Regions from separate parts of the Homo sapiens genome. Here region 2 is linked to region 1. The links are chromatin loops, found by intact Hi-C in ENCODE. Cell type or tissue: prostate gland. All regions are shown on one strand. Links, peaks and the distances in the headings refer to the core of each region. The heading gives the core; the rest is flanking DNA. Region 1 overlaps EPS8 (EGFR pathway substrate 8, signaling adaptor). Region 2 overlaps EPS8 (EGFR pathway substrate 8, signaling adaptor).

Region 1 (9,398 bases), core at 547-8,546:
TACTGATAAAGTTGCATTATGTAACAATGGCATGAATGAAATAAAGCACAGAACATTTGGTGAGTTTGTTTTCAGGCTTGATTGTGACAGTAACACAGTTTATTCACTTTCTCACAATAGTATTTGATGAATAGCAAAAGCAAAAATTATGAATCATATGGAAAGCAGGGCTCATGGCATTTTTGTTTGTTTAGGCTTTAAAAACAATAATTGAAACTATGATGCTTTTGAAACACTAATGTGAGAATTCATTTGCCCTTCATGAAATTACGTGCAGAGGACATTCTTGTCAAGGGAACATTGCATATACATTAATCAGATGACTTTGGTGTGTGCTAAGTATTACATTCTGGTGATGTTTGCTGTATTTTGACTGCTTTAAGTATTTTATTGGCCCAAATATAGGAAGATTGTTTGTGGGGAATAATAATAACAATTCATTCTTTCATTCTAATACAGTATTGAATACATTAAAAATATTTCTAAGCCTTGAATGCTAAGGGGATTAGCAACTCAGTTTCTGTCCCACCTAACTCCTTCTCTTACTCTGAGAATCTTACCCTTTACTCCCTCCTTCCCTCCTGTCCTGCCTCTCTCCTCCTTGCCCTCCTTCTTCCCTCAGCATCTACCAGCATTATAAACACTCCTTTCAGATATACTTCCATCCTTTCATAATACGCTTCCCACTTCCTTGACCCCATCCCACTGGTCAGTGAGTAGTAGAGCGAGCTGAAAAGAATGAGGGCTCCTTCCCACACCGGTTTCCACAGGTGTTAGTCATTTGCCGTGAAGTGGACTGATGAAGGTTGATGTGTTGTTTTTGAGTAATAGTTTAATTAAAAAGTGATGTGTCTGTGTGTGGTGTGTATTTTTGTTTTTGATCTCTGTGGAAATTGGGAGGACTCTGTTAAAATCAATACTACCTGATATTTGGGCCATTTTAGAATTTAAAAGTAAATACTGTTCTAATCAAAGGACCAGATTACCAAAAGGTCTTTTTGCATGTAATATGCTAATCCTAAATTAGAATAATTAAAATTGTGCCAGTGCAGTATCTAAACTTTGCCTTAATTACAAATAATTGTCCTGTATCTTTGATTCTAAAAAGAAAATGTGCCTTTTGAGAATTTGGAGACTCTCACAATGCATTATCTATTAAAATTATTTTACTTAGATTTAAAGTGTTAACTATTATGTGTGTTTTAAATAGGGAATATGCACAAATGCTGTTTTATAAGTATGCCTAACAATCATGATTTTAAAATTATTAAAAAGCATTTTGTCACACCTACCTTTTTTAATACAAATGGCCACAGGTCCCTTTCTAGTATTCGTTTGTAAGTTGCAATCATAAACATTTAAAGACCATACCATTACCCTCACAACCATCCACCCCGTGACATTTCCATTTTAACAAGGGAAATTTCTAATTTTAATAAATTAGCATTAAGATGATGGCAGAAAAAGTTATGCCTTGAACAAAATAATACCAATATTTTAAAATTATTTATTGGAAACAAAATTAAAAATCTTTGAATATAGCGTACATTTAAAATGAGTAAGTGATGCTTTATGCTGTTGACATTTAGACTTCCAGTGCAATTGGAAATTATTATTAGCATAAATTAAAAAATAATTATAAATCTTTCTGCCTCCCCTCATCTTGTGTGATTCCAAGCCCAAATTCTGTTTTCTTGACATTTATTACTATAATACTACTATTTGCTATTGACGTAGCCTTGTGACTCCTTAACTAATGTTTTGACTTTGAACAAATTATGTAGAATGTTTAAAATATGATTTTTAATGGTCATTATACCATATAGGATTACAGATAAATGAGTAATGGGTTTGCAAGTAAGTTTAAAAATAGCCAACAATGTCCTATCAAAGTATAATTTGTTTTCCTAGCCTAGGTTTATATTTTTTAAATTTTAAGTTAATTATTTGTCTTTTTATAGAAACAAAGGATGGAGTATGGCCCAAGACCAGCTGATACTCCCCCTGCTCCATCACCTCCTCCAACACCAGCTCCTGTTCCTGTTCCCCTTCCCCCTTCCACTCCAGCACCTGTTCCTGTGTCAAAGGTCCCAGCAAATATAACACGTCAAAACAGCAGCTCCAGTGACAGTGGTGGCAGTATCGTGCGAGACAGCCAGAGACACAAACAACTTCCGGTGGACCGTAAGTTTCCCAGGGAGGCAAAAAATGTCTTCTGCAAATTAAAAGCACTACTAAGTAAAATATTGTTTACTGCTGATTCTACTTGTATTAAAGTCCTTTATACTTGCATGGTACTTAATAGATTGCAAAGATTTTCACCTGGTTTCTCATCAGCTACGTAGTTCTGAGAAACAGGAAGTATTCTCTCCACTCTCTAATGCATGCCTTTCTACTCCTTTTCCAATCTGTTATGATAATTGAATGCAGACTCTGGAGCCAGACATCCTGGAATTTGTATACCAAAACAACACTTGCCAGCTTCCTGACCTTCAATGATTTAATTATCCTCTCAGCACTTCAATATCTAAAAAGTGGAGAAAAATAATAGTATCTGCTTCATAGGATAAGTGTGAGGATTTAATGAGATAATGCATAGAAAGCATCTACTTCAGTGCTTCTCAGCCAGGAGCGATTTTGTCTTCTTCTCCATCCTTCTGAGGACATTTGATATTGCCTGAAGACATTTTTGGTTGTCAAAACTGGGGGGATGCTACTGATGTCTAATGGGTAGAGACCAGGGACACTTAGCAACAATTACAATGCACAGGACAGTCCCCAGCAACAGAGTTATCTGGCCCAAAATATCAATGGTGCTGAGGTTGAAAACCCCTGACTGATTTTGACCCCTGTATGACACGTAATATGCAGTCACTAACTACATCCTGCTGTCGCCATCATCATCATCATCATAACCTTCCTACTTCTCTTCCTCTTGTTTGCTATTCACAGTAGCTGCACAATCACACTATGTTAATATAATCACCTGCCAATAGTAGTCTCAGATTTAGCCTCCAAATTCAAATTTCATGTGACTTACACTTCAGTGCCATATTTTCATAACTTGAAATTTGATGTTTCATATAAATGGTTTCTATGAAAACCATATTTAAGTAAACTAAAAAGACACTATGACCAACTTTGGATTATCCTTATTTGTATTATTGGTGAATAGCAGTGTAGATATTTTGAAAACTGAAGGTAGTTTTAAGATAAATTTTGTTTAACCTTGTAGTATATGGCATGTCAATTTAATCTCCAAATTTGGTGTTTTAAACGTATTATAAAGTTACTTGGCTTTACCTATACTTGATGTGTAAAAACTCTTGGAAAACCAGAGCTATGAAGATATTTCATATTTCCCCAATATGACAAAAGTATATGAAGTGTGTGTGTGTATGTGTGTGTGTGTGTGTGTGTGAGTGAGAGAGAGATAGAGAGACAGAGAGAGAGAGATGGATATCTATCTTTCCCTCAATGTGGGCCTCTCTTAGGGTTCTGCCTTCGTTTTCCACATAAACATACTTTTACTGTAGTTCATTCTATTTCCATTTCTTTCAATACTATTTATATTGTTGGGAAAAGAATGATTCCCAAATTAGTCATCGTATTAAAACTCATCTCTGACATCCAGATACCAGTATGGAACTATTAACTTTATAGCTGAGATTGGATGCTTTCTATTTATGTTCAAAACTAAATGGCTGAATCTTTCACTCCCATTTTCATCCTACTGTTTTTCTCACGTCAGTAAGTTATTGCCACATCTGTTCAGTTGTGGACATTCTTGATAAAATAAAAAATAAAAAAGACACTAAAACTATTACTATTTAACAATTCTAAAAATTCTGGTTAAATGCAATAAGCATAAGCCTACTTTTACTCATTAATTTTTCTCCCACGGTATGTCCAATTTAAATGACTGTCATATCTATCTTGCCAGGAAACTAAAGGAAAAATGAAGTTTTGGAAAAGTGATTAGCTCTTTCTGTACAGCAAAAACAACTGTGTGCGTGAGTGTGTAGAACCATAATAAAATAGAATATGCTACTAAGTTTTTAAAATTATGTGGAGTTTTTAAAAAGAGTTTTCTTTTTCAAATACACTAAAGACATAGTTTTAAGATGAGAAATTTCTATAAATATTTTTATTGAGTTCCCTAAGGAGAAAACTTCCTCTTAGAAATGACTGTTCTCTTCTTTATTCTTCCCACAAGTTTATAGCATTTCCCTCCGTAGAGACGTCAGCACAGTCATCTTTGACACGGTGGGACTCTTTATCCAGGCCTAGCTAGGATCAAAGTTCATCGGCCTCCAGTCCCCATTTGGAGCAGTGTGTGGGTTAGGACAGTCTGTTCTTTGTTCACGCTGAGAAACCAAGAATAACCTAGTGGGAAAGAGGCATAGTTTGCATACTTTTAAAGATAGAGAACTCTCCTGATAATTGTGACTCATCATGTTGAAGTCTGTTTTTCATAAGTAAAAGGGTGGCATTGGTGTATAAAATATAAACATCTCTCCCAAAATTAACACACATACTTGTTTCCTTAGAATATTAAAAATCTTACAATATATTTGCAACTTATGTAAGTTCCTTTTTAAAATATCTCAAAAATACAGTTTGGCATTAAATAAATATATTTCTTTTTATAAAACAAATATTTCTTGATAACTTTATTGCAGAACAGTTTTTCTCTGAATGAATGTTGGGGCTTAATGTTCTTTTAGAACCAGACAGTAGCACATATTTCAGTGTGTGTTTATTGATAGCCAAATTTCTCTCAAAATATGCCTACTCATCTACCCACATTCTCTGCTTACTGCCTAAACTTCTGGTAAAAATAAAATGAAAGGAACTAGGAAGTAAATACTCATAGAAATCTATCAAGTAGCAGCTATGAACAGGGGAAAAAAGCCAACATGCCTGTTTTTACAACGTAGCAAGTGGCAAGAGTGAAGCCCTTTTGTGGAAGTCTGTGTGTTGCCTATTCAAAATAACTGTGAAGCCTTGTGTCATAGAAGCTATTCAGGCTGTTTTATCGCAGGATCCCAAAAGGTTCTCCTTTTATCGCTTTTAAGATGCCAAACTTTAGTTGCTTTGTATTTCTCCCATTTCCTTTGAAATGGTAGTCCTTTTATTCGAATTTAATCTTTTGTAATCAGAGTGTTACTTTAGAAAGGTGTAAAGTTATTCTGGTTTGCTGTTGTGTGTTAGAACATTGGAAATGGAAAGCAAAAGCCCAGGAACATGTTAGGTGGAGGTTTTTTTGTCCTTCCTGGAAGAAAACTATGCTGTGGACTGGTGATGATTGATATACTGACTAAGTCAGCAGATGAGAAACCAAATCTTTTAGTGTGGTGATACATTTTATTTTTTATTCTTTTGAGATGCACTCATATGCTGTTTGACAGTTTGTTGTAGTGATTTTTTAAAAGGTAGCTAATGAAATGCACATAATGTATACTTAAATGTAACAATCAATAGTATTCTCTCTTACTCTCTCTAGCACCCCCTACTCCTCCCTCCCTCCCTCCCTCCCCTTTTCCCCTTTTTTGATTACTTCAAAAGATTTCCTAGATACTTGAGGCATTAAAAAAAATTAGACTGAAATAACACTAACTATTCACACTTTCCCTTATTTCCCAGGGGCACCAAACACTTTCTAAAACCCTTTCCCTAGGGGGGAAAAATCATAGAACATTGGTCACAAAAAGCTCCCTAAGTGACCAGGTTATTGTCACTTGCCAACTTAATTAGATTGTTCTTATTTCTTGAAAGTGAAAACAAACAACGAACATAATGTACCTATGTATATATACACACATATTTTAAAATACACAGACACATGATTCCCCTTCCTGTACTTTTATGCCTTTCCTATTTTTGTCATGACAGTATGTTCATATACACACACATCTTTTCCATTAGCATAAATGGCTAGGAAAAAGGAGTAGCTAGGGAAGTTAATCAAAGGTGATTTTAATGACTTTGGCTATAAAACAGCCCTCTGCTGAAAGTCAGAAGATCCAGTTCTAGCTAAATTATTCTACTAATTGAAATGTGACTTTGACAGATCATTTCTCTGTTTTTGGCCTTCATTTTCTTATCTGGTTATGTAAGGGGTTTGTACATGATGATTCTCAAAGTCTCGGTGAAAAAGTCAGCAGAATGCCTCATTCATTCATTTATTCAACAAGTATTTATTGAATTAAAGCACCGTTCCACGTATTAGGATATAGATGCAAGCAAAAAAGGGAAGCATCCTTTTTCTCCTCAGGCTTATATTTTAATGAAAGGAGGTAGGTTAAAAAACGATTAAGTTGGCTGGGCGCGGTGGCTCATGCCTGTAATCCCAGCACTTTGGGAGGCCAAGGTGGGTGGATCACGAGGTCAGGAGATTGAGACCATCCTGGCCAACAGGGTGAAACCCCATCTCTACTAAAAATACAAAAATTAGTTGGGCATGGGCATGGTGGCACACGCCTATAGTCCCAGCTACTCCATAGGCTGAGGCAGGAGAATCGCTTGAACCCAGGAGGCGGAGGTTGCAGTGAGCCAAGATTGTGCCACTGCACTCCAGTATGGCAACAGAGTGAGACTCTTTCTCAAAAAAAAAAAGATGATAGACAAAACTATCTATCAAGAAGGTGGTAAGTGGTTTGGAGACTAATAAAACTATGTGGATAGAGAGTGCTTTTGGGGAGGGATTGCAGTTTTATATACATCAGGGGAAATAGAAAGGTGGGGAGGAGTAAGCTATGTGGAGATGCGGGGGAAAGCATTCCAGACAGAGCAGACTAGAGTGGCCTTTAAATTTGAAGAGCACCAAGGGAGCCATTGGGAGCAAGAGTGAAGGGCTCCAGAAGAGTTGTGGAGTGGCTTTAGAGTGGTGGAGGTCTTGTAGGGCCTTTTACTGGGAGTAATTAGGATCACTTGGGAATGTTTTGAGCAGAGGGGCTGCAACATCTGACTTGCATTTTTTTTTTTTTTTTTTTTTTGAGACGGAGTCTTGCTCTGTTGCCAGGCTGGAATACAGTGGCGCTATCTTGGCACACTGCAACCTCCGCCTCCTGGGTTCAAGAGATTCTCCTGCCTCAGCCTCCCGAGTAGCTGGGGCCACAGGCACATGCCACCACGCCCAGCTAATTTTTGTATTTTTAGTAGAGACTGGGTTTCACCATGTTGGCCAGGATGGTCTCGATTTCTTGACCTTGTGATCCGCCTGCCTCAGCCTCCCAAAGTGCTTGGATTACAGGCATGAGCCACCTAGCCTGACTTACATTTTAAAAGAATCACTTAGTTGTTATACTGAGAAGAGAATGAAGAGAAATGGGTAGGGTGGTAGGGAGTGGAAGCAGAGAGATCTGTTAATAGGCTGGTAACTCAGACCAAGCTGGCAACAGAAAAAATACAGTGAAATCATTGGATTTTGGATACATTATGAGGTCAGACTAACAGGATCTGCTGATGGATTGGATGTAGTATAGGACAGGAATCAAGTGCAGCTCCGTGGTATTTTGCCAGAACTGGAAAGATAGAATTGTCATTAAGTGAGTTGAGAAGTCTAAAAAGCAAGTCTAAGAGTTCATAAAAGCAAGCTTCAGGAAGAAGATCGGGAATTCAGGTTTGGGCATGCTATATTTGACATGCATTTGAGCTATTTAAGAAATACCCAAATGAATATATCAAGTAGACAGCATATATGCACCCAAGTTCCGAGTAAGAGGACTGGAAAAATAATTTGGTAACCATCATCTTTTAAATGGCCATGAACCTAAGCACAGTGGTCATTGATGGAGGTAGTGCTGGCAGAGATGAGTCTCAGGAGTGTCCCCTAGAGCACCTTAATATTACTTAGTTGGAGAGATGAGAATATTCAGAAGAGGATCCAGAGAAGGGGAGTCCAGAAACATGGGAGGAAAATGAGGAGACTGTGGTATCCTGGAGGCCACAGGGAGAAAATGTTTCAAGGAGGAATCTTCTGCTTCAAATGTGTGCTGATAGGTTAAATAAGATAGTAGCTGGGAAAGAATTGGCTGGAGTTTAGCAAAGTGTAGTAGAGAGATGGGGGGAAAAGCAAAATTGAATTTCGGCGACATTAAGAGAAAATAGGAGAATGGGAATTGGAGTCCACTAGTACAGGCAACTTTTCGTGAACTTTGCTGTAAAAGGAGCAGAAAAATGGGCAGTAGCTGGGAAAGGACATGGTAAAAAGGACTTGTTTAAAGGTAACAGAAATCATAAAATAATAGCATGTTTGCAGGCTGATGAACTGATTCAGTGAAGAAGGAAAATTAATAACAGGATAAATAAGGGAGAAATGACTCAGTATTTGAATAGGCAGAGAACTTGAGGCCTAGTGCATACATGGATAGTTAGCCTTGGGAGCAGGGAAACAGCTCTTATATAACATAATAGGAAGGCAGGCAGAACATATGGGGAAAGTGCTGTTAGGAAGAACTACTAGAGGAACTTACGGAGGTTTTCTTCTAACTATTTTATTCATAAATTAGGAAATGAGATCAGCTCAAGGTGAGGATTGGGGAATAGGGTTAGAAGTTTGTAGAGAGAAAGTAGAATATATTCAATACTTGTCTAAGACAGTGGGCAGTTACATGACCTTAGGCAGGACTTCTTGGCCTTTGAGGCTGGGTTATTCTCTGCTGTAGGAGAGGCTGACATTATAGAATGTTGTGTGCATCCCAGGCTTCTACCCACTGTGTGACAGCAGCAGCCTTTCCCCTTTTTCTCCCTCAATTGTGACGACCAAAAGTGTCTCCAGATATTCCCAAATGTCCTCTGGGGCCAAAACTGTCCCCAGTTGAGAGCCACCAGTCTAAGGAAATGTAGTATAATTGTCAGGAAGCATTAACAGCCAAGTTAAGGTTCATAATCATGAATTTAACATGAGATCATTCAGCATTGTTGTGTTATATTCAGCTGTGCAGGTGCAGGCACAGAATACGCAGAAAGTTAGGTTTAACCAGGATTGGGGTTTTGCCAAAGGAGTACAATGAAGAGACTAGAGAAGAGCCAGGGAGTTATTTTAATAATTGATCATGGCATTTATACCAGGCGAGGATAAAAGTGAGGAAAGATGGTAGGAACACTAGACTGTAGGTCCTACTGGGGTCAAGGATTATAGAGATTGGGGTTCTAGAGAGGGTGATGTAATATTAGGGATTTTCAAAAAGAACCTACTCCCTGTTGGTGTCTAGGAAGGAAATCTCAGATGGAGGAAGTGCAAGATGAACTCATCCACAGACTGACCATTGGTCGGAGTGCCGCTCAGAAGAAATTCCATGTGCCACGGCAGAACGTGCCAGTTATCAATATCACTTACGACTCCACACCAGAGGATGTGAAGACGTGGTTACAGTCAAAGGGATTCAACCCTG
Region 2 (9,398 bases), core at 406-8,405, 56 kb before region 1:
AAACTATCACACAATGGTGTAACTTACTGAAAAAAAAAAAGGGATATAAGTCAGTCAGATCAGAGTTTGAGTTCTGCTTCTAATTTTAGCTTCTTCTGTTACTGAAACAAGAAAAGTTCCTTTGTCCCCCTCGCAGGGCATGCAATGTCGGTGTGGCTTGTTTCTTCAGTGCCCCGCTGCTCAGACCTCTAGGGGAGCATGCAGACTGGCAGGCTGTGAGGTTCCAATCCCACAGCAGTGTCTAGGAGTGAATGTTTACAGATGAAGCCCCCGTGGGCGAGTGTTACAGGGTGCTCTTTTAGTTTTGCTGTCTATAGACAGCTTGTGTTAACCAGCTCAATTAGATCCTCTACCTTATTGCAAGGACAGGGGGTTTTCTGTATCCTGGGGTTATTGCCTTGGCGTATGGGAAGAATCGGATCACACGTGGGCTTAGAGAATGAGTGCAGGGTTTTATTGAGTGGAGGTAGCTCTCAGCAGATGGGGGAGCCACAAGGGAGAATGGTTTTCCCCTGGAGTCCGGCTGCCCCTGCTAAACTCCAAATTCCGCGTCATTCTGCTGGTTAGTGGCCTGCAGCATGCTAGTGCCTGTTGGTGTGTTCCTCTGCCGATGTGCCCCTCTCAATGTCCAGCTGCTTATGTGCCTGCCTGCTAGGTTCTCAGGGTGTTTATAGGCACAAAATGGGGGCGTGGCAAGCCAGGCTGGTCTTGGGAAATGCAACATTTGGGCAGGAAAACAAAAATGCCTGTCCTCATCTAGGTCCATGGGGGTGGAGCCCTAACCAGTGACCCCGCCTTCCTCTACCCAGCACTTCCTTTCCCCACTTCTGTATTATTTAAAGGGACCACTCCCTTCCCTTCCGTATCATTACCACTTAGGCAAATGACTTAACCGCCTTGAGGCTGTCATCTCACCCATAAAATAGAGCCAATAACTAGCTGATAATGTTGTTTTAAGGATAAAGTGAGGTGATATTTGTAAAATGTCTTATGAACTGGGGGCTCATTAAATGTTTTCTTTCCCTTTCTCCTTTGTGTTCACTTCTGCCTATGATTTTACCTTAGATGCAAATAAGACATTACTTTTCAGTCATTCATGGTACTATGTGATTTTATTAAGCTTCAAAATACCACACAAATGGCAGTCTGTTTGTTTCAATTTCTTCATCTATAAAATGAGAATGAAGAATAGTACTTCCTTCAAAAACTAATGTCAAGATTAAGACAATAGAATGCATTTAGCATGATACCTGATGCAGAGTTAAAACTCAATAAATAGAAGTGATTCTTTTTAAAATTAGCATAGTTTCCCAAGTCAGTAAAATATCAAAACATTTTGAACTGAGATATTAGTAATTTCCATGTATAGTATAGCATCCAGTAGTACATGTGTGCTGATGATGTCATCATAGCAACTCAGGGAATAGACAAGAACTGGAGGGAAATATAATAGTAGTATTAGAATATGTCTATGCCTCTTTTCTTTATTAGCCCTTCCTATGAACACCATCACAATAGCAAACATAATTAGTGCTAAAGTAGTTCTTTCTAAAGTTGCATATTAAATTTTGTTATAAGTAGTTTTCTTCAGCCACTTGTTAACCAAACAACATTCTGATTTGATCATAGACTTTTCCCAAAATTATGTTCTGATTTATAAACAGCTTAAGAATTTTGTCATAAAGAAAGAGGAACTAAGTTAACTATTTTAAGTGATTTTATTGTGTTGACTTAAAGGCATAAAACTACTCCATTTACATTGATACTGGTGTTGAGAAAATACTGTTCTTCTATATGGTCTAGAAATTGTGATACCTTCACAGGCATTAACCACATTATTGTTACAAGAACTTAATATCCTTATTAGTTTTTTGAGTTTATTCACACATAAAAATTCTTTGTTAATTGATATTTGAAAAAATAGCATAGAAAAATACATGGTGCCGTCTTTACCAATGGTACTGGAAAGAGATATTAAAACGTGATTGCTCTAGAAGACATTGCAGGAGACAAAATGTGTGATGATTTAAGAGGTTTAAAGAAGATTTTTTTTTTAATGTTTGAAACAAAATCATTGTTAGACAATGTCACAAAGTATTGGTGGAAATTAAGTTTCACTGATCTTTTAGTGAAAATCCTAAGTAATGATAATACCCCCTCCCACTTGGTTGTAACTTAGACTGGGAGACATAAATTAAATTAAATTGAAACCTAGACATAGATGTTTCAATATCATATCCAAACACACAAAAACACACTTCTGTAGATAAAAAAATCTGTGATATTTTCTGAGAACACAAGTCATTTGAAGGACAGTTAAATATGCAGAGAGTTACTAATTATGTGGCAGCAAGATTGGGTAAGTAGTTTTCTAATATTGAGTCATGACTACATACTCATCTACCAATTTGAAAATTGATATGAGATGCAAGCAAGAGTAAAGAAAAGGAATCTAAAACTTATATTTGAGGATCTTAAAACCTTCTGATACAAATTTAATTTGCTGAGTTAACCTTATAGCCTTGTTTATTTCTTCTTAGTCATTTTTTATATATTCCATTTCCTTTCTTTTTGAAAATTATAGTGTGTTACATTTTTCATTCGCTTAACTTAGATCTTAAATTTATCATTTGTATCCTTCTAATTGCCAAAGAATTTTATTTTCTGTAGAAAATAAAGATAAAATTATAGTAACTACGACTTACTAAAAGTGTTTTCATAAGGAAATTGATGCTGTTACTTAAAATCAAATATAGCTGACCCTTGAGCAAATGCAGGGATTGGGGTGCTGACCCCCACTCAGTCAAAAATCTGTGTATAACTTTGACTCCTCTAAAACATATACTAATAGCCTACTGTCTACCTAAGATCATATAAATAGTTGATTAACGTATTTTGTATATGTATTATATATTCTAAAATAAAGTAAGCTAGAGAAAATACTTAAGAAGGAGAAAATATGTTCACTATTCATGAAATAGAAGTGGATCATCATGAAGGTCTTCATCCTTGTCTTCATGTTGAGTAGGCTGAGGGAGAAGAAGTGGAGGGGTCGGTTTTGCTGTCTCTGGGTGGCAGAGGTGGAAGAAAATTTGCTTGTAAGTGGACTCTGCAGTTCACCCTCCTCTTGTTCAGGAGCCAACTGTAGGTGGTAGCTATTATGATGGCTTTAGTGTATACTTTCAGCAGAATTATGTAGTTAGTGTGATTAACTGCATTTGTGAGTCATTAAACTTAAAAGCGATTAAAAAAACCTTTGTCTCTTTAGTTTTTAGGTTGCTTTAACAGTTTATAAAAATAAAAACACTTAATTTTTCAGTTAGAGTTGATCATTATTTTAAATTGTGTATATGGGTATAAACTGGGTATGTCTTAAAAGCCTAATGGAAAAAAAGACAAACATTTGTAATTGTTTCCTCCGCATGGTATACACTGCAATCGCTCAAATTGGGTATTTGAAAGCCTCCATATTTGCCACATGAGCCGCCGTGATAAGTGAAACTGTGATTGCCAAATGACAAAAAGTTTCTATATTTAAAATTCAATTTAGCAAATTGCCATTTTCTATCCCCTTTTCTAATGTTCTCTTATTCTAACAGATCACTATTTTAAAACAAAAGAGAGACCATGCATTTATTTGATTGTCATGAAGAATTAAACATGAAAAGATGAGATGCTGTGGCTATCACTTTTCATTAAAACCAGCTGCTGTGGTTTTAAAACGCAAACCAGATCAAAATCAGCACAAACCCTGGGGGTTTAATTTATATACTGAATGAACCAGCTTGCTTTGAAAGAACACTTCTTTTTTTTTCAGTTTTGGAAGAAACTTGCACATCTATCTCATTTCATCTTTACACTAGCACTGTGAGCTCGGAAGACGAAGAATTATCTCTATTTTACTGACGAGGACATTGAGACAGAGGCCAGAGGCTTAATTGACTTTCCTAGCCCAGTTAGTGCCAGGAATAGTGTTAAAATTCCAGACTATCTCTAGTTCCATAATGTTATTCCAGGCCTCTGTTCTGGCCCAAATTATAGAACGTAGCAATGATGTGCTGCAGTTGGATCCTTAGCCAATCGTGAAGAATTTAGGAATTTTGTAAGCTGCTGTTAAACCACTGACTGCTTGAAATTGGCCATGGTGGGAATATTTATACCATGGAAAACAATAAGCACTACAAATCAGGCCCTCTGCCTTGTCCCACCCTGAGAATTGGTTTACCAGCACACCACTGATTGTATCCAAGTGTAAACTGAAGAAGGAAAACAACAAAAATGGAGCACAGCAATGTAATATACATGTAATTTTATAAGTACATGCATGTATAGGGCAGAGGCCGATCTTTCTTTGCTTCTTAATTTATAAATGTGCTTTTAAGCAGTGGATAGGAAAGCTTAAATTAAAGTCCAGTGTTTTGAGGGCCATTCTTACCCATTTTTTTAAGAACTAGGTCAAGTCCCAGCCCTTCCAGAAAGTAATGACAGTCTTCATGGCCTTTTCCCTCTCCGAACTTCTAGCAGATTTAAAATAGAGCTACATATGTTGGGACTTAATTCCTTACTATTTGTTTTACATGAATTAACTTTGTTTCCCTAAGAATACAATAAACTCTTTGAAGAGTGGGACATGGATTTCCTTCTTTCTTTCTTTGAATAAATATTTAATGAACACCTATTCTGTGCCTGGTACCCTTCTTCTTATTTGAAAAGCAGAAGTCATCAAACAAAAATTCAAGCCTTTTGGGGGCTAAGAGTTTAGTGAAGAGTCAGGTATTAATTTAAGTAAAGGAAAAGTTATGAATGTGATAAATGCTTTGAAAAATTGTCTATAGTATGGAGAGTGTCTGATAGTGGGATTTTATCTATCCAGGACGGTCAGTAAAATCTTCCCCTGAGGACATTGTGATTGAACTGAGATCTGAAGAATGAGACAGAATTAACTCGAAGTGACCAGATCTTGAATATTATTTCTTTATGTAGGCTTTCTGTGCTCTTCCAATCAGAGTTAAGTTCTGTTATTATTTGCATCCGTGTTATGATGAATGTTCCCTTTGTAATGATAAGTACAACTTAAAATTTTACACTTATTCATTATCTGTTTCCCCCCACTAGACTGTTGGCCCTATAGTTGGGACCATGTCTGTTTGGTTCACTTTGGTGGTCCCAATATCCATCACAGGACCTGAAACTTAATAATCAATATTTGTTCATGCTTTCACCCCCTTGGCCCATAAAGCTGGGGTATGTCCTGCCTAACTCACAGTTATTGAGAGGACATAGTAATATAATATATTTGAAAAGACAAAATTCAGAAAACTAAGGCAGGATCCAGGATAGCTTAGTGACACAAACCCGGAGAGGACCAAATATCCAGGAGTGAAAAGAAACAAATTGGGTACAGCAATGTTATCTAGAAGAAAGAAAAGGCCATTCCATTTGGTAAAGAGGAAGTTTTACTAATTATTTGTCTTGTTTGAAGGAAGTTTGTTCAATCTGTAAAATAGATTTAAAAATGGTTTTTGAGGTTAAATATCTGATATTGATTTTTAAAGTTATTTTCTTGTGAAAAGTAAAAGAAGTGTGTAAATGAAAAGTTTCTTGAAAAAAGGATGTGTCCATGTGCATTTGTGCATTTGACAAAGCACATGTTGTCAAATGTGCTTTGAAGGAAAGAAGAAATAAAAGAAGGAAGGGAGGAAAGAAAACCACTTGTAGGCAAAAAGACTGCAAGGTAACTGTTACCTGGTTCTCTGTAAATGATAGGGCTCTGGGTGATACTTTTTGCTTTTGTACTTTTCTGTATTTCTCAACTTTTTAAATTAAATGAGTTTATATTACTTTTATAATGGAATAGTAAACAAAATAACATCTCATAAAATTGATAGTTGATTATGAGTTTGGGCAGAATGTAGAATTATGTCTATATGCTTTGAGAACTCAGAACTATATTTTAGATTTTTCTTTTGTTCACCTAAATCTGCTTATAATTTTAGCATATTAATTTTAAATGCCAGTTGGATCTTTGTTTAAATGTTCATCTATACCTCTGGGGCCTGAGCTCTTTGAGGGTGGAGATCTTTATCTTTGCATTTCTACTATAATTCCTGGCAGCAACACATATTTGTTGAATGAATAACTTTTGAAACTGAGATGTCTTGACCTTTTTATTGCCTTTAATCTATGTGTCTTTCTTTTTTTAGAACACACAAGTGAAAGACACAATGAATGGTCATATTTCTAATCATCCCAGTAGTTTTGGAATGTACCCATCTCAGATGAAGTAAGTTGAAAAGTTTATATTTAATATGTTTTGGGGGAATTTGATTTGGTGATTTTAATTGTTTTATATTTTTAGTGAAAAGATTACTTTCGTTGTGTAGTTCAGTAGTTCATTCCTCATTAATATGTAATATCTTTGTTACAACACATGTTATTAAAAGTTTACTATGTCTGATAAGAATAAGATGGTAAAGTAAATAGCCTTATGATAATGATATTGATCTCACACTTGGAAGATGTTTCTGTTTCATTCTAGTACTTTATGCATTCTTGCTTTTCATGGTTGAATATATAATCTACTTCAGAGCTTTGAATTTCTGTGGTGCATTCTGTTATTGTTATTTATAAAATATTGGCATTTGAGAAGGGTTAAATGTCATTTAGTATAAACTAATCAAGTTATTTACCACTGTGTAAAACTAGAAAAGATCAGGCAAACTAACAAAATATTTCCAGTGGGTCCAGGTATAACTTGAAATCATAACCCTGACTTAATTGGCCATTGTCTTATGTATTACGATTAATGTTATTATTTGACATTGGCCATTGTGGTATATATTTTACTCATCATTTTTTCATAACAGGTAATGTTTACTATTTTGAGAGAATAAAATAAAATGTAATTCTTAATCATGATGCTAAAAGCCCTCAATCTGCCACAGCTTCTCCAGTCATTCGTCTATTCTGGGAATGTTACATTAACTGCATCTTTCCACAGACACTGTGCTATTTCTTGAGTCAGTTCCACGTACCTTTTCCTCACTTGATTCTCTGCCTGTTTATAGAGCTTCTTTCCATTCATTTAGATTCTGCTTGTGTCAATGCGGTAGTAAAGTTTTCTTAGATATGTTGATGAAGAGTTAGTCCTTCTTTGATTTTACATGTCATATCTATTAGTTTTACCCAGATATCACATTCTATTATAATTATTTTATGTACTTATTTTATTGACAGCACCCTGTTTCCCCCTCCCATAGTCCTTATTCTTCTAGGTTTTGGGTCTTACAAAAATGTTCACTGAAAAAATGAGTAAAATTCAAATAAAGCACTATTTATTTCACATAACATATTAGTAGCAAGAGGTTAGATAGCCTCCTGCATAGCTGGGATTACAGGTGCCTGCCACCATGCCTAGCTAATTTTTTTTTTTTTTTTTTTTTTTTTTGAGACAGAGTCTCGCTCTGTCACCAGGCTGGAGTGCAATAGCGCGATCTTGGCTCACTGCAACCTCCACCTCCCGGGTTCATGCGATTCTCCTGCCTCAGCCTCCCGAGTAGCTGGGATTACAGGCATGCGCCACAACGCCCGGCTAATTTTGTATTTTCGGTAGAGATGGGGTTTCTCCATGTTGGTCAGGCTGGTCACGAACTCCTGACCTCAGGTGATGTGCCCACCTCGGCCTCCCAATGTGCTGGGATTATAGGCGTGAGCCACCGTGCCTGGCCATCAGTATGTTCTTTTAAACACGTGGTGATTATAGTGCATTGGAATTTTTATTTTCTAGTTGAGTTTCTGTTACTTATATTGGACTTTAACCCAACACAATGACCTTTTTATATTATTATTATTATTATTATTATTATTATTACAGTGGCTACGGATCATCACCTACCTTTTCCCAGACGGACAGAGAACATGGTTCAAAAACAAGTGCAAAGGCCCTTTATGGTAGGTTTGTTTATTTGATAGGGTATAATTTTGTTTCTAACCACTTTTTACAAATTACATTTTCAAACTCATGGTTTGAACCCACACATTTAATATTGTTTGGAATGAGGCAGTGATAGCTAAATAAGGATTATTTTAAAGAAGAGTTTTTATAAAAACTACCAAAGCCATGAACTCTGCTTGCTGTTATGCATTTTAGAACTACAGATGAAATGTATTGCAGTGCTTTCAAAAGTCCTATGCATGGTGCCAATGCCCTAGGTGGCTTTTCCCATTTACTACTTGTAATAATGTTTGTTGATCTTTGTGACTGATCTAGTTGGTGGTGGGCTGACAGGTGACAGAACGTTTTCCTGATAGCTCTTGAATTTTGGGGGGTATTATTACAGTATGTCTAATAGATGTTATATAATTTCTTTATGCACTGCAAAATGATTATGCTTTTTCCCTGATCTTACTTCCAGTGCCCTCTCTGGATTGTCTCACATATACATACTATTTTTTACACTTCAGATACAAAATAGAAGTCATAAGTAACAAGAAGTCGAGGACTCCTGAAGTTTGCCACATATGTTTAGGATGGCATTTATTTGTATAGGGTCTGGATGGCCACTTTTATTGTATAACAATAAAGAATGAGAATAATATTGTGGTTAATAGCAAAGACTCTGGAACCAGACTTCCTAGGTTCAAATTCAGTTATTTATTATCTGAGTGATCTTGGGCAAATTAATTTACCTGCGTGTGCCTAATTTTGCTTATCTGTGTAATGGGGGTATCTCACAGGGTTGAAATGAGCATTAAATAAGTTAGTACATGCAAAATACTTAGAACTGTTCTTGGCAAGTAGAAAACACTGTATGTGTTTGCTATTATTATTGTTGATATTATCGATATTATGTGCTATAGGAACCAACAGCATTTTCTAAATTGTGAAATTCTTTTTTTACATTATCTAGATCTGCAACTTCTTGGCTGTTGTAAGAATAAACAATTCTAAGGTTTTGTGATTGTTTTTCTACCTATGTTAGTGAATTGGCATTATCACTGAAATCAGACATTCATAAAATGGATTTAATACCATACATGCCTATACTTTTTATAGCCTTATTAATCTGATTGTTGTTGGTTTCAGTTTATTAAGTATTGTGACATTATTACCATGGTCTAATAGTTATGAATTGTAGATCTAGAGAATGTATTCAATAAATATTTTGTCATTAATATGTGTACAGAACAGGACCAAAAATATATGATCCCTGACTTTAAGGGACTTAAAGTCTGGAGAATAACTTGAAGATAACAGAAAAAGATTTTTTGGATAAGAATAAAATAATTCAGTCTTTCATTTCTAGACAGATATTTATTAAGTGCAGTATTTATTAAGTATGCTATGCCATGATCTTCATAGTCTTTATTTCTATGTGCTTTCATTCATTTCAAAGATG

Evidence for each region. A loop is a pair of places that touch in the nucleus more often than their neighbours do. Peaks named below come from ENCODE experiments on the same cell type or tissue, not always from the same donor. Only the 100,000 strongest peaks of a DNase experiment are listed, where the experiment ranks them.
Region 2: a loop joins it to region 1, with 1.9 times the contacts of the local background. A loop is called at or near these places in 5 of 110 quality-filtered maps.

What each region holds. Positions count from the first base shown.
Region 1 is chr12:15,624,228-15,633,625 of GRCh38, reverse strand. EPS8 (EGFR pathway substrate 8, signaling adaptor) reads left to right here. Exons shown (of 21, transcript NM_004447.6): 18 at 1,962-2,184; 19 at 9,219-9,398. Among named protein-coding and RNA genes, the nearest start is that of EPS8, 160 kb to the left of the region's middle. RefSeq lists a cis regulatory region at 4,293-4,306 and an enhancer at 4,227-4,371. In prostate gland, for the core only: no CTCF peak of the experiment used is centred there; a DNase peak (open chromatin) is centred at 4,295; H3K27ac peaks cover 2,769 bases.
Region 2 is chr12:15,679,778-15,689,175 of GRCh38, reverse strand. EPS8 (EGFR pathway substrate 8, signaling adaptor) reads left to right here. Exons shown (of 21, transcript NM_004447.6): 2 at 6,204-6,283; 3 at 7,874-7,950. The coding sequence starts at 6,225. Among named protein-coding and RNA genes, the nearest start is that of EPS8, 100 kb to the left of the region's middle. In prostate gland, for the core only: no CTCF peak of the experiment used is centred there; no DNase peak of the experiment used is centred there.